2 separate regions of the Homo sapiens genome follow, and region 1 is linked to region 2. Evidence: chromatin loops called from intact Hi-C (ENCODE). Cell type or tissue: sigmoid colon. All regions are shown on one strand. Each heading gives the region's core, and the rest is flanking DNA. Links, peaks and the distances in the headings are about the cores only.

Region 1 (5,901 bases), core at 1,677-4,176, 450 kb after region 2:
TGCTCAAGTAGAAGTAAAATAAACGAAAAGACATCACTTGTTCCTGTTTAGGATGTCTCAACATCATAAAAATATAAGTTCCTTCTTATTTAATTTATAAATTTAATGCAATCCCAGTAAGAACACCAATAAATTTTTATTTTGAGATGGAGTCTCGCTCTGTCACCCAGGCTGGAGTGCAGTGGCGTGATCTTGGCTCACCGCAACCTCCGCCTCCTGGGTTCCAGCAATTCTCCTGCCTCAGTCTCCTGAGTGGCTGGGAATACAGGTGCGCAGCACCACACCCAGCTAATTTTTATATTTTTTAGTAGAGATGGGGTTTCACCATATTGGCCAGGCTGGTCTCGAACTCCTGACCTCATGATCTGCCCACCTCAGCCTCCCAAAGTGCTAGGATTACAGGCATGAGCCACTGTGTCCGGCCACTAATCAACTTTTTAATGGAACTAAACAAGTTGATACTGAGCATTATATGGAAAAATAGGTATGAAGGATTAGCCAGGAAAACATTAAAGACAGCGTCTTCCATATGAGGCTCAGTATCAACATGTCTAGTTCCACAAAAAAAAAAAGTTTATTGATGTTTTTGTTGGGGTTGCATTAAATGTATAAATTAAATAAAGAGGAATTAACTTTTGTATATATTGATCTTGTGTCCTGGGACCTTGCCATTTTTACTTCTGTTGGGAATAGGCCCCCAAAATCGGGCCATAAACTGGCCCCAAAACTGGCCATAAACAAAATCTCTGCAGCACTGTGACATGTTCGTGATGGCCGTGACAAAGGTTGTGGGTTTACCGGAATGAGAGCAAGGAACACCTGGCCCACCCAGGGCAGATAACCGCTTAAAGACGTTCTTAAATCACAAACAATAGCATGAGCCATCTGTGCCTTAAGGACATGCTCCTGCTGCAGATAACTAGCCAAACCCATCCCTTTATTTTGGCCCATCCCTTTGTTTCCCTGAGGAATACTTTAAGTTAATCTATAATCTATAGAAACAATGCTTATCACTGGCTTGCTGTTAATAAATACGTGGGTAAATCTCTTTTCGAGGCTGTCAGCTCTGAAGGCTGTGAGACACCTGATTTCCCACTCCACACCTCTATATTTCTGTGTGTATGTCTTTAATTCCTCCAGCGCTGCTGGGTTAGGGTCTCTCCCACCAAGCTGGTCTCGGCAACTTCCTAGTTCCAGGAGACTTTTTGTAGATTCTTTGGGGTTTTTTTTACATAGACGGCGACGTCACCTGTGAGTAAAGAGTTTTATTTCTTCCTTCCCAATCTGTATAACTTTTATTTCTTTTTATTCGTTTGTTTTATTGCACTAGATGGTAAGAGACAACATCCTCGCCTGGTTCCCAAGCTTAAGGGGAAAGGATCCAGTTTCTCATCATTAAGCATGATGTTAACTATAGATTATTTGTAGACCTCCTGGCAAGACCTTCTGGTCTGGCATATATTAGAGAATGTATTGAATGAATGAATGCATGCATGCATGCATGCATGAATGGATGAATGAAAGTATCTGGAACATAAAGTGGTGGAGGAGTGGGAGAAGACAAGCATGGAACTAAAAATTAGGAATTATATTAGGCCCAGTTTTTATTTTTTATTTTTTATTTTTTTTAATTTAAAAGTAAACTTTAATGTCAAAAATGCAAACTTGGGAAGGGCAGAAAGATCACACAGAAGTCATTTCCTCTGAAGGGGAAGATTGGGAGAGATCAAGGGATATAGTCCTGGGTGACCAGGAAGAGAAGCAAAAGTCCACCCTTGAACATGTTGGGTTCAGGGGAACCTGGAGGGTTGCGTGGTGAACGGGCAGAGGGGCTCCTCACTTCCCAGATGGTGGGGCGGCTGGGCAGAGGTGCTCCTCACTAGGCCCAGTTTTTAAAGGTCTTGAATGCCTCAGAGCTCTCAGCCAGCAGGCTGATTCATCTAACAAGAAATAACCAAATGAACCTGCGACCAAAGCCAAGTGCTGCTGGTGGGTGCCATACAGAGGACCCCATTAGCCACTGGGTGCTGAGTGCCCACCTCTGCTGGCAAGGCCTGGCCTGCCCTGGTGGCCTCTTGCCCTTAGCAAAGAATGAAGAGGACTTTTTTTTTTTTTTGACAGTTTGGCCCTAAGGACCCGGGATTTCTGTCTGTGCTACTGGCTTTAGGCCGGGCACAGAAGAATGACAGGTACCGGTTCTGCTTCTCATTCCTTAGGTGACCTTGAGGAAGCACAGACCCTCTCTGGGCCTGTTTCCAAATCCACAGACTAGGGATGGGGATAGAATTATAGGGGAAAGAACTAGCGTTAAGGGCCTACTGTGAGTTGTTCTTTATATTAATACTTCTTAAAGAGCTAGGATTTTTGAGTGTCTACTATTAAATAGGCAACCTATGTGTATTATTTCATTTAATTCTCAAAGCAGCCTTCTGAGGTGGATGCTGTTAGAATCACTAGCCGGCACATATACAAACTGACATGTCATGTACCTCTCACAACAACCCTCCAACATAGGTTAGTCCCGCCAGGCTCTGGGAAGTGAAGCCGTGTATCTAAGGTCTCGCAGTTAATAGGCGGCAGAATTTAGGTTTAATTTGGGCCTCTTTACCCCAGCCCTTACTTTCCCCTTCATCATACTCTCCCTCCACGATTATAACTGTTCTCCTTTGTTGCCCAGCCCATGAAATCCTCAGGCTCCGGGACCCCATGTCCTCAATGTTAGACACAGAGCCTCGTGCAGGGCAAGTGGGAGGGACGTTAGGATGAAGGATCCAGCGGAGGCGCAGTAGGAGGGGAATGAGAGGGAGGAGAGGAGGCAGCGGGGAGGAGGCAGGCAAGCGCCCGCGGTGAGGAACTGCGCCCTCTGGTGGTCATTCTGAGAAGCTGCGGACAAGGTGGACTTGGTGCCCAGCGTGGGGCGGGCTCAGGCTCGGGAGAAGCATGGCAAGGGCCCGAGCTATAAGGAGGATCACCCACCGAGGTGGCTAAAGGCTCTAGTCCTGCTGCCTTTGGCTGGAGGAGAGTTAAGTCTGTCCCTCTCCAGGACTTGTCAGGATGGAGAATTCTGAGCTTTGCTCGGACTCCATCAGCGGTTGAGCCCCCGTCCGTGGTCAGGCAAGCTTTGGAGTGTGTCCAATGAGAAGGAATTATTATCTCATTTGACGGAGGAGGAAACAAACTCAGAGGTATTAAACAAATCGCTCCAGCTCACCACAGTAACGCCCCCTTTCTTCATCTGCTTTCTTTTTTCGTTTGTTTGTTTTAATAAGACTGTTTTGAACCCACCTAGTTCCTGGCCTTCTTCTCTCTTTATTTGCCCTCTCTCCCCGGGTGATCTTGCTCATGACATGGTTTTAAAACCCATCTGCGCACGATGCCTCCCAAGTTTAGATCTCCACCCCTCACCCTTCTCTGGGCTCCAGACTGCCAACTGGGTATCTTCACTTGGGTAGCTCCGAGGCACCTCAAACCCAACATGTTCAGGGGTGGCATCTTGCTTCTCTTCCTGGTCACCCAGGACTATATCCCTTAATCTCTCCCAATCTTCCCCTTCACAGGAAATGACATCATCCTCCAGCCAGTTACTCAAGGCAGAAACCCAGGAAACATTCTAGATTCCTCCCTTACCTTACACCTTCACCTTCAACCCATGAACAGGTCCTGTTGCTTCTAGTTCCAAAATATACCTTGAATGCAACCGCTTCTTCCCATCCATTTTCCATCTCCAAGTCACCCTCAACTGCAGGGACTTCTGCAATAGCCTTCATGCTAATGTTTCTACCTCTTTTTTGGGGCGGGGGGACAGGGTCTCGCTTTGTCACCCAGGCTGGAGTACAGTGGCTCCATCTCGGCTCACTGCAATCTCCACCTTGTGGGTTCAAGCGGTTCTCTTGCCTCAGCCTCCTGAGTAGCTGGGACTACAGGTGTGGGCCATCACACCTGGCTAATTATTTGTCTTTTTGGTAGAGACGGGTTTTCACTATGTTGGCCAACCTGGTCTCGAACCCTTGACCTCAAATGATCCTTCTGCCTCAGCCTCCCAAAGTGCTCGGATTACAGGCCTGAGCCACCGCACCCAGCCTCCTACCTCTCTTATTGATTTATTCATTCAACAAATCATTGATGAGCACATGCTGCTTACCAGGAACTGTCCTGGACACTGTGGAAACAGCAGATGCAATATTGCCCTCTAGCCTCTCCCTGTCTATTCTCCAAACAATGGGCTTGTTACTGTTCTGTGTGTCTGTGTTTGTGTGTTTTAATTATGCAGTTTCTCGCTTAACACGTATATGCTGACTTTCAACTATTCACTGTGGCCCAAAGTGCCTGTGTAACCTAGTATTTCCAGCACCTTCTCCCAGCAAGCCTCTCCTCTTCTCCATCCATGTCCACTGGGTTTTAACCACACTGCCTTCCTTTCATCCTTCTGATTCCTCAACTAGGCCATATTCTTTGCCAGCCACCTGAGGGCCTTTGCTCATGCTGTTCCTTTGGCCTGGAGTGCCCATTCCCCTCACTCTGTGTGCTGCCGAGTCCTCCTTCAGGTCTTGGTTTTTTGTTTTGTTTTGTTTTGAGACGGAGTCTCACTCTGTCACTCAGGCTGGAGTGCAATGGCACGATCTCGGCTCACAGCAACCTCTGCCTCCTGGGTTCAAGCAGTTCTCCTGCCTCGGCCTCCTGAGTAGCTGGGACTACAGGTGCATGCCACCACACCCAGCTAATTTTTTTTTTTTTTTTTTTTTTAGTATTTTTAGTAGAGACAGCATTTCACCATGTTGGCCAGGCTGGTCTTGAACTCTTGACCTCAGGTGATCCACCTCAGCTTCCCAAAGTGCTGGGATTACAGGCGTGGGCCAGCGCACCCAGCCCAGGTCTTGGTTTAAATGACACCTTCTCTGAACACCCTATTTCCTCTCTTTGTACCCTGTCTATTTCTCCACAGCCCTTATCTATTACAATAGATGGTAAACTCCTTTAGGGCAGGAAACAGGTTTATGTAATTCACCAATCTGTCCTCAGCACCCAGGTGTGCTTGTTGAATAAAGGAACTTGGAACTAAGGCTGTCTCTTCCCACTATAGCCCTTCTGAGAGCTGAAGGGAGTGCCTGCTCTTCTGAGGTTTCTTTTCTTCTGGCTGAACACCCCATGCAGTAGCCTGGCCTATGCAGCACTGCTCAAACTGTGTTCTGTTTGAAATGTTGTTATCTCGTAAAGGTTCCATGGTGAATGAAGTTTAGAGTGTCACAGTATCCAGCATGGGGTAAAGGCTCTGAGAAGTCCTGCTGTAAGGAGCCCATTTAGCTGGGTTCAACCCAGACATTCCCAGCCTTGTTTATCTAACTACTGGGATACAATTTAATGCAAAACTAGACAAGTCCTCAGCTCAGGAGCTGTGGCCATTCTGTCCAGGAATTGCTAGAGAGTCAGCCTGGAGACTGGGCGTGGTGGCTCAGGCCTGTAATCCCAGCACTGTGGGAGGCGGAGGCAGGCAGATCACGATGTCAGGAGTTGGAGACCAGCTTGGCCAATACGGTGAAACCCTGTCTCTACTAAAAAATACAAAAACTAGCCAGGTGTGGTGGCTCGCGCTTGTAATCCCAGCTACTTGGGAGGCTGAGGCTGGAGAATCATTTGAACCAGGGAGGGTGAAGGTTGCAGTGAGCTGAGCTCCCGCCACTGCACTCCAGCCTGGCGACATAGCGAGGCTCCGTCTCAAAAAAGAAAAGGAGAGTCAGCCTGGAGTGGCAATGAAGCCTGGGCCTTGGGTTAGACATGGTCCTGGGCTGAATGTGGCTCTCCATGCCCTGGTGATGATGACTGTGCTGGTGCCTGTGGTCAGCTGGATAAAGCCCCCAAAGATGTTCATGTTTGAATCCCCAGGACCTGGGAAAGATACTTAGT
Region 2 (5,901 bases), core at 1,418-3,917:
TAATATCGCCTAAAGAAGTCTGTGCCAAGGTGGGATCTTTTCCTTCTCCCCCTCTTTCCTGAAGCCTGGCACACACTGAACCCAGAAGTCAGAGGGGGCATTTGGGAATGCAGCCGTGGTGGAGTGAGAGACAGAAACACTTTGGGCACAGTGAGGCCAGGAGGGACCCCACTTGGCGCTGCAAATGGTCAGAGTCTGTCTGGTGGATGCGCTGCCAACAGGAGCCACAGCCCCTTCCACAGCCTGGACCCTCCAGGGGCTGAAGAAAAGAAAAGAAAAGGTTGAACTCAAAGAGGGAGGGAAACCCAGGGGTTAAAGGCATCAGGGGAAATAGTTCAGGGGCCAGAGAGTCTAGAGGAGAGGGCCTAGCCACAAAGGGCACCCAAGGATCTAGAAGGAAGACCCAGGTTGGGGACGGGTGAAGCCAGCCCTCCCAGGGCTTCCCACCTCCTCTCATAGGGTGGGCAGCTATGGCACAACCCTGAAATAAAGACTGTTTCCATGTCCTCCTGGGTCCTGTTTTTTCCGGGTGGTGTGGAGGACGGATGATGAATTGCAAGGAAGAATTATTATAGACTGTTCCATTCTTCCATTTTCACTCTCGAGAACATTTTACAAACTAAAAACTAAATATAAACTAAGGTCTATAGCTCTCCCACAACCATTAAACCAAAACAAGTTTACAAATTAAAACCACACAAAACTACTAAGCCAATTAAATTCATATTAGCAATATTAACGTGGTGGATGATATTTTGCTGAAACTAAATCACTGTCTATCCTGTGACCCTGGCAATCCTGCCACATGCCACACTGCCAGTTCCTCAGCCTTTAACATGCCCACACTACAGGTCAATGACAACTTATTTCTCTCCCTCCGAATCTCTAGGGCTCCTTTGTCTGGGCTGCAGGCCCCAACATCCCTGGGACTTCACTCAGCAGGAATGCTTCGTGCGTCCAGTCGCCTGCTCTGTCCCTGCTCTGTGGCAGTGAGAGCAGCAGCCGAGGCTGGGGTGTTAGTCATTCCTTTGACTCCTTCACCAATTCCCCCATTTACTGCCTCCAGGGCAGAGTGGATACAGCCCAGAACGATAAAGGGAGTTGAAATGCTGCCTGTCTGGAAAGCCAAGCTTTCCCCACAAGGCCAGGCTTTGTTGAGCAAGGAGAGGATGTGTGACTTCTGACCAGACAGAGCCTGGAGGACTTTGAATGTACAACCATCAAAACAAGCAAACAAACAAAAGCCATAGAGGAGAGAAAAATACACGCTGGTGATGATGTAGGAGTCTTCTCACCTTTGAAAGAGGAAGTGAAGGTGTGAACAGCTGCAGTGGGGGCTATTTGGAAGGCAGGAAGCCCAAAGTCAAAAGATTCGTGGAGCTGGAGAGAAGCACTTCCTCTCCGGTCCCTGTCCCCTTCTGGGTTCTAAATGGGAAACAGGGACCTGACTGCCCAAGGCCTGCCAGGAAGAGCCAGGCAAGCCTTCATAGAAGTCCTCCGTGTTCCTCAGGGTGCAGGACAGCCAACCAGCAGAGTAGAGAAGTCCATGCAGGTGGCCTGATCTCAGCAGTGAGGGAAAGTGGGCTAGGTGGCTGAGCCCCAAGGGAGCCGAGTGGGCCTTGCCCTGGGGCACAGGGTCCCAGGGTGAGAACCAAGGAAGGGCCTCTGCAGTGGGGCCGGCCCCTGACACCCAGATGAGCCACACCACGGGCAGGTCAGGAGACACTTGCCTGAAGCCTGGTCCCTGGGGCCAGAAGGGGTGAGGTCAGGAAATTTGGGGAATTTGAGCATTTACCCCCTAGGGGATAATCTTTAACTAGAGATGAATGAGTTGCCTTGAAGTGGTCAGATAAGCGTTTTGCTGCCAGCGGCCAAAACAGGTTCGGGTGAGGACAGTTACGGGGAAATAAAGTGATATTTCTGCACATTAGGGTTGTGGCTGTAAATTACACCCCATCACATGCGGTGGCTTCCTTGTGCCAGCAGGATGGGCCGGGACTAAAGCTGAGTCTATGGAGGCAGCCAGAGGGGTCAGGATGCACTTTGAAAAAAAAAAAAAAAATCACCAGGCAGTTTTGGGCGTTTGGGAGGGGGTGAAGTAGTGAAAAAAAAAATCATCAACGCTGAAATACAAAATACAATCATCAGGAAACACCCTGGGTAGGAGGGGCGCCGTCTGTAGATCCCTTGAGGAACTCGGACCACCGCCCGCGCCTCCTCCGCGCGGTGGCCCATCGCCCAGCTCCAGCCTCTGAATCCTTCACAGGAGCCGTGCTCTTCTCTACTCCAAGCCCCTGCACAGGCTCTTCGCTCGGCCTGGCATGGGCTGTGTCTGGGTTCAGGTCTCAGTTTACAGCTCACTTACCCGAGGCTTGCCTGAGATCTTTCCTGGTCGCCCGTGGTTTCCCCAAAGCGCCACTCCATGGCTGTTCAGCCAGTGCCGACCGACAGGGGGAGCCCAGTCAACGTGAGAGGCAGGAAGGAATGGCGGGAACGGGGCCCGCAGGGCTGAGGTCAGGCAGAGACGTGACTCAAAGGTCCTGATTTCAAGTCCTAGCTCTGTCACTTTTTAGCTCTGTGAACTTAGCCAAGACTAACTTCTCCGGGTCCCAACTGCTTCCTCTGTAAAATGGACACTCAACACACCAAGACGAATCTATCCAGTTTTCCTGAGCACAAGCTGTGCCTTAAAATCCCGCGCCTGCCCCGTGGGAGCTCATGGGCTACTGAAGGTGACAGATAGGGAAACATACACGTAGGGACATGTAGGAAGGGCTGTGCTGGAAGCACACACAGGTAGTGGGGGAACACAAAGGAGGGAGAGTGGGTGGGTGGAGAGTGGGGAAGACGTCAGAGAGGACTTCAAAGAGGAGAAGAGGGTAGCTGAGCTCTGGCATACAGGTGGACAGAGGTTTGCTGTGGGTTAGGGGGGAAGATTCTAGGCAGAGACATCATGGCGGCAAAGGCCCCAGGGCTGCAGGAGCAGGGCGTTCTGGGAATGGCAAGTGCATCCACCTGGCTGGAGGGCAGGGTGTGTGCCACAAGGCACAGCGGACTCCAGTCACCTGTCATCCATCATCCATAGCCAATCTTGTTTCCTCCACACCCCATTCACACCCTATCCCCAATCCCAGACAGATGCATCTCATCTGTAAATATTTCTCTATGCATCTAAGCAACAAAGACTTAAAAAACCAAAACCACAATGCTATTATCACACCTAAACAAATAACAAGTCCTTCATATCATATTTAGTCAGTGCTTCCATTTTGATTGTCCCTTAATTTCTTTTTTTCAGTTTGTTTAGTTTACAGGAACCAAGCACGGTTCATAATGGGATTGATTTATATGTCTCTTGAGTCTCTTGTTAATAGGTTTTCCCTTCTTCTATGTATTTTTTCTTTCAATATATTTATTGGAGAAACCAGGTGGCTCGTCCTGCGGGGTTTCCAACCGTCTGGATTTTTCTGATTGCATTTTCCTGGTGTTAAAGGCTCATCTGCCCTTTGAATTTCCCATAAACTGGTAGTTAGATCCAGAGCAGTACCACCCAATAGTAAATCATGTGAGCCACAAGTGCAAGTCACATATGTAATTTTAGATTTTCAGGTAGTAACATTTTAAAAAGCAAAAAGAAATGGATGAAATTAATTGTATCTTACTTAACTCAATATATTCAAAATATTATCATTCTAACGTCATCAATATAAAAATTAATACAAAAGAATTTACATTCTTTTTTGTACAAAGTCTCTGCAGTTCAGTGTGGATTGTGTTCATAGCACATCTCAATGTGGATTAGCCACTGTTCAATGACTTCAGAACTCCATGTGGCTGGTGTCTGCTGTCTTTGGACAGCACGGATAGATGCTTCATTATATTCAGGGTCAAACTTATGCCAAGGCTATTTCAAAGGTGTGTGCTTTTCCATCAGGAGGCATCAGGTGTCTGGTTGCCTGCCTTTCTGTGCCATTGATGAGCATTGTCTTAGACGTGCTCATTATTTAGGAGTTGCGAAGAGCTGACAGCCTAATTCTATGATCCCTTCTGAATCTTTTTACTTGGAATATTTATATAAGAGAAACTTCCCTTCACCAACTATCCAGTTAACTAGTGTGTACAATGCATATAGCAAAGGTAAGTAAATGTTGCTTTCTTTTATGTAACAGTTCTCATAGGGTGAGAGCTGTGTTTAGGACAGGTCAGGTGCTTGCCATGTGGAGAGTGGGCTAGAGGGCACAAGAGTAGCTGAAGAGCGCCTGGGGAGGAGGTGATTATAATCCAGGCATGCTGAACTCAGGGGCAGCAAACCACCCCTTCCCATAAACCTCAGGAATCTCCTTCAAAAGGCCCAAGAAGCTCCAAGCCACCTTCATGGTGCCCCTTCTGCCCTGGCCTGTACCCTGGAATAGTCACTCCAGTCAGGCCCCCATCCCAGGCTGTCCCTCTTCAGGGGCCAGGCGGGAAATTCGCCTGCAGCCTCCCACCCATGCAGATGGACAGCTCAGCCCACTCCTGCCCGGCCACCCTTCCTTGCTGTCCTCACCATGCCCTGGGGCTCCCCCTTCTCCCCTGTCACCCCAAATTTTCTCTGGGGCCTTGCTCCTTTCATTGTCCCGTCTTCTTCCTGAACCTTTGCCTTCTCCCTGCTACTGGCTCCATCCCACTCGCATTTACAGGAAATCTTCCTTCGGTCTCACAGTCCCCTCCAACTCCCACCCATATTTTTCTCCAGCACTTTATAGCTAAACTCGCAAGAGTTGTCTACACTCACTGTCTCTACTTCCCCACTGTGCACGCCCACTGCCCCTTGCTTCCTTGCTGCTCCCCAACCCTGAAACAGCTCCCATGGAGGTCACCAAGGGCTTCAGGCTGTGCCTGCCCTCACCTCCCATGGCTCCTGGGTCTTTGGCCCTGTTGACCCTTCCCCATCTCCATGGTTTCTGTCCTGTGTCTAGTCCCACAGTCTTCCACGCTCAGCCTTGGGGGAAGCTCCTTGGGCCTCTGTTCTGGCCGCTCTTCTGCTAACCCTGTGCACAGATCCCCCTCCTTCCCCCCACCCAGCCATATCCCCTGCCCCCGGCCCTCAGACACAGGCTCAGTCCTCCCCTCCCCAACTACCTGCCTTACACCCAGCTCCAGCGCAGCTCTGTGCCCTCTGTACTTTCCTGTCTCAGCCACAGGCCTGGCAGCTTCCTGAGGGCAGGCACTGTGTCTGCCTTGTGCATTTCTCACCCTGGAGCCTAGTCCAGCGCTTGGTGTGCAGTGTGCAGTCAGTAACCATTAAACGCACGAGTAATGCAGGTTCCCAGCAACGCCTTTGTTCTTGCTTCTTACCCTGGCTGGTAGCCCTGGCCCCGTTTCACCCCCTCGACCTGCCTGTCAGACACAGCTAAGGGGAGTCCTCAAAGAAGCACCTCCTGCCCCTCTTACCCCCGCCCCTTTTATGCCTGTGAGTCATTATGTACACGGCCGACCTCATGGACTTTTGACAGTTATATCGCATTTCCGGCAGTTATAAATACACATTTTTCCCCCTTAAAGTTGCTCCACACCCCATAGCACAATGCTGTGAGGTGCTCAGTTTTTCCACTCCCTGCACAGAGATGTCCCCCGGATTTGCTCCTCCCTCTTAACTGGGGCTGCGGAGTCGGGAGGACTCTCGGCAGAGGGCAGGATGTTCAGATGGGTGGGACAGAAGGAGAGGCTGTGGGGCCTCCACAGGGCTTGGGGTGCGGAAGAAAGAGCCCTGGGGGAGAGGTCAGGGCCTGGTCCGGCCCCAGTGTGGCCTTGGGATCTGTGTGATCTTCAGCAGGTCATCCTTCTTTGGGGGTTTCCTGTGGGTTCCTGGGTCAAGTAGTGATGGGAACACCTTGCCCACACACTCTGCAGGCTGGCCTT

Evidence for each region. A loop is a pair of places that touch in the nucleus more often than their neighbours do. Peaks named below come from ENCODE experiments on the same cell type or tissue, not always from the same donor. Only the 100,000 strongest peaks of a DNase experiment are listed, where the experiment ranks them.
Region 1: it touches region 2 in a loop (5-fold over the local background); 7 of 110 quality-filtered maps call a loop at or near these places.

Annotation. Positions count from the first base shown.
Region 1 is chr11:75,703,409-75,709,309 of GRCh38, reverse strand. All of the region lies in intron 1 of LOC105369392 (a long non-coding RNA gene), which reads left to right. Among named protein-coding and RNA genes, the nearest start is that of MOGAT2, 11 kb to the left of the region's middle. In sigmoid colon, for the core only: a CTCF peak has its summit at 2,876 (motif pointing left); a DNase peak (open chromatin) is centred at 2,839.
Region 2 is chr11:76,148,899-76,154,799 of GRCh38, reverse strand. No RefSeq gene overlaps it. Among named protein-coding and RNA genes, the nearest start is that of WNT11, 55 kb to the left of the region's middle. RefSeq lists enhancers at 1,262-1,321, 2,222-2,311, 1,963-2,843. In sigmoid colon, for the core only: CTCF peaks have their summits at 2,239 and 2,440 (motif pointing right); a DNase peak (open chromatin) is centred at 2,459; H3K4me3 peaks cover 610 bases; H3K27ac peaks cover 888 bases.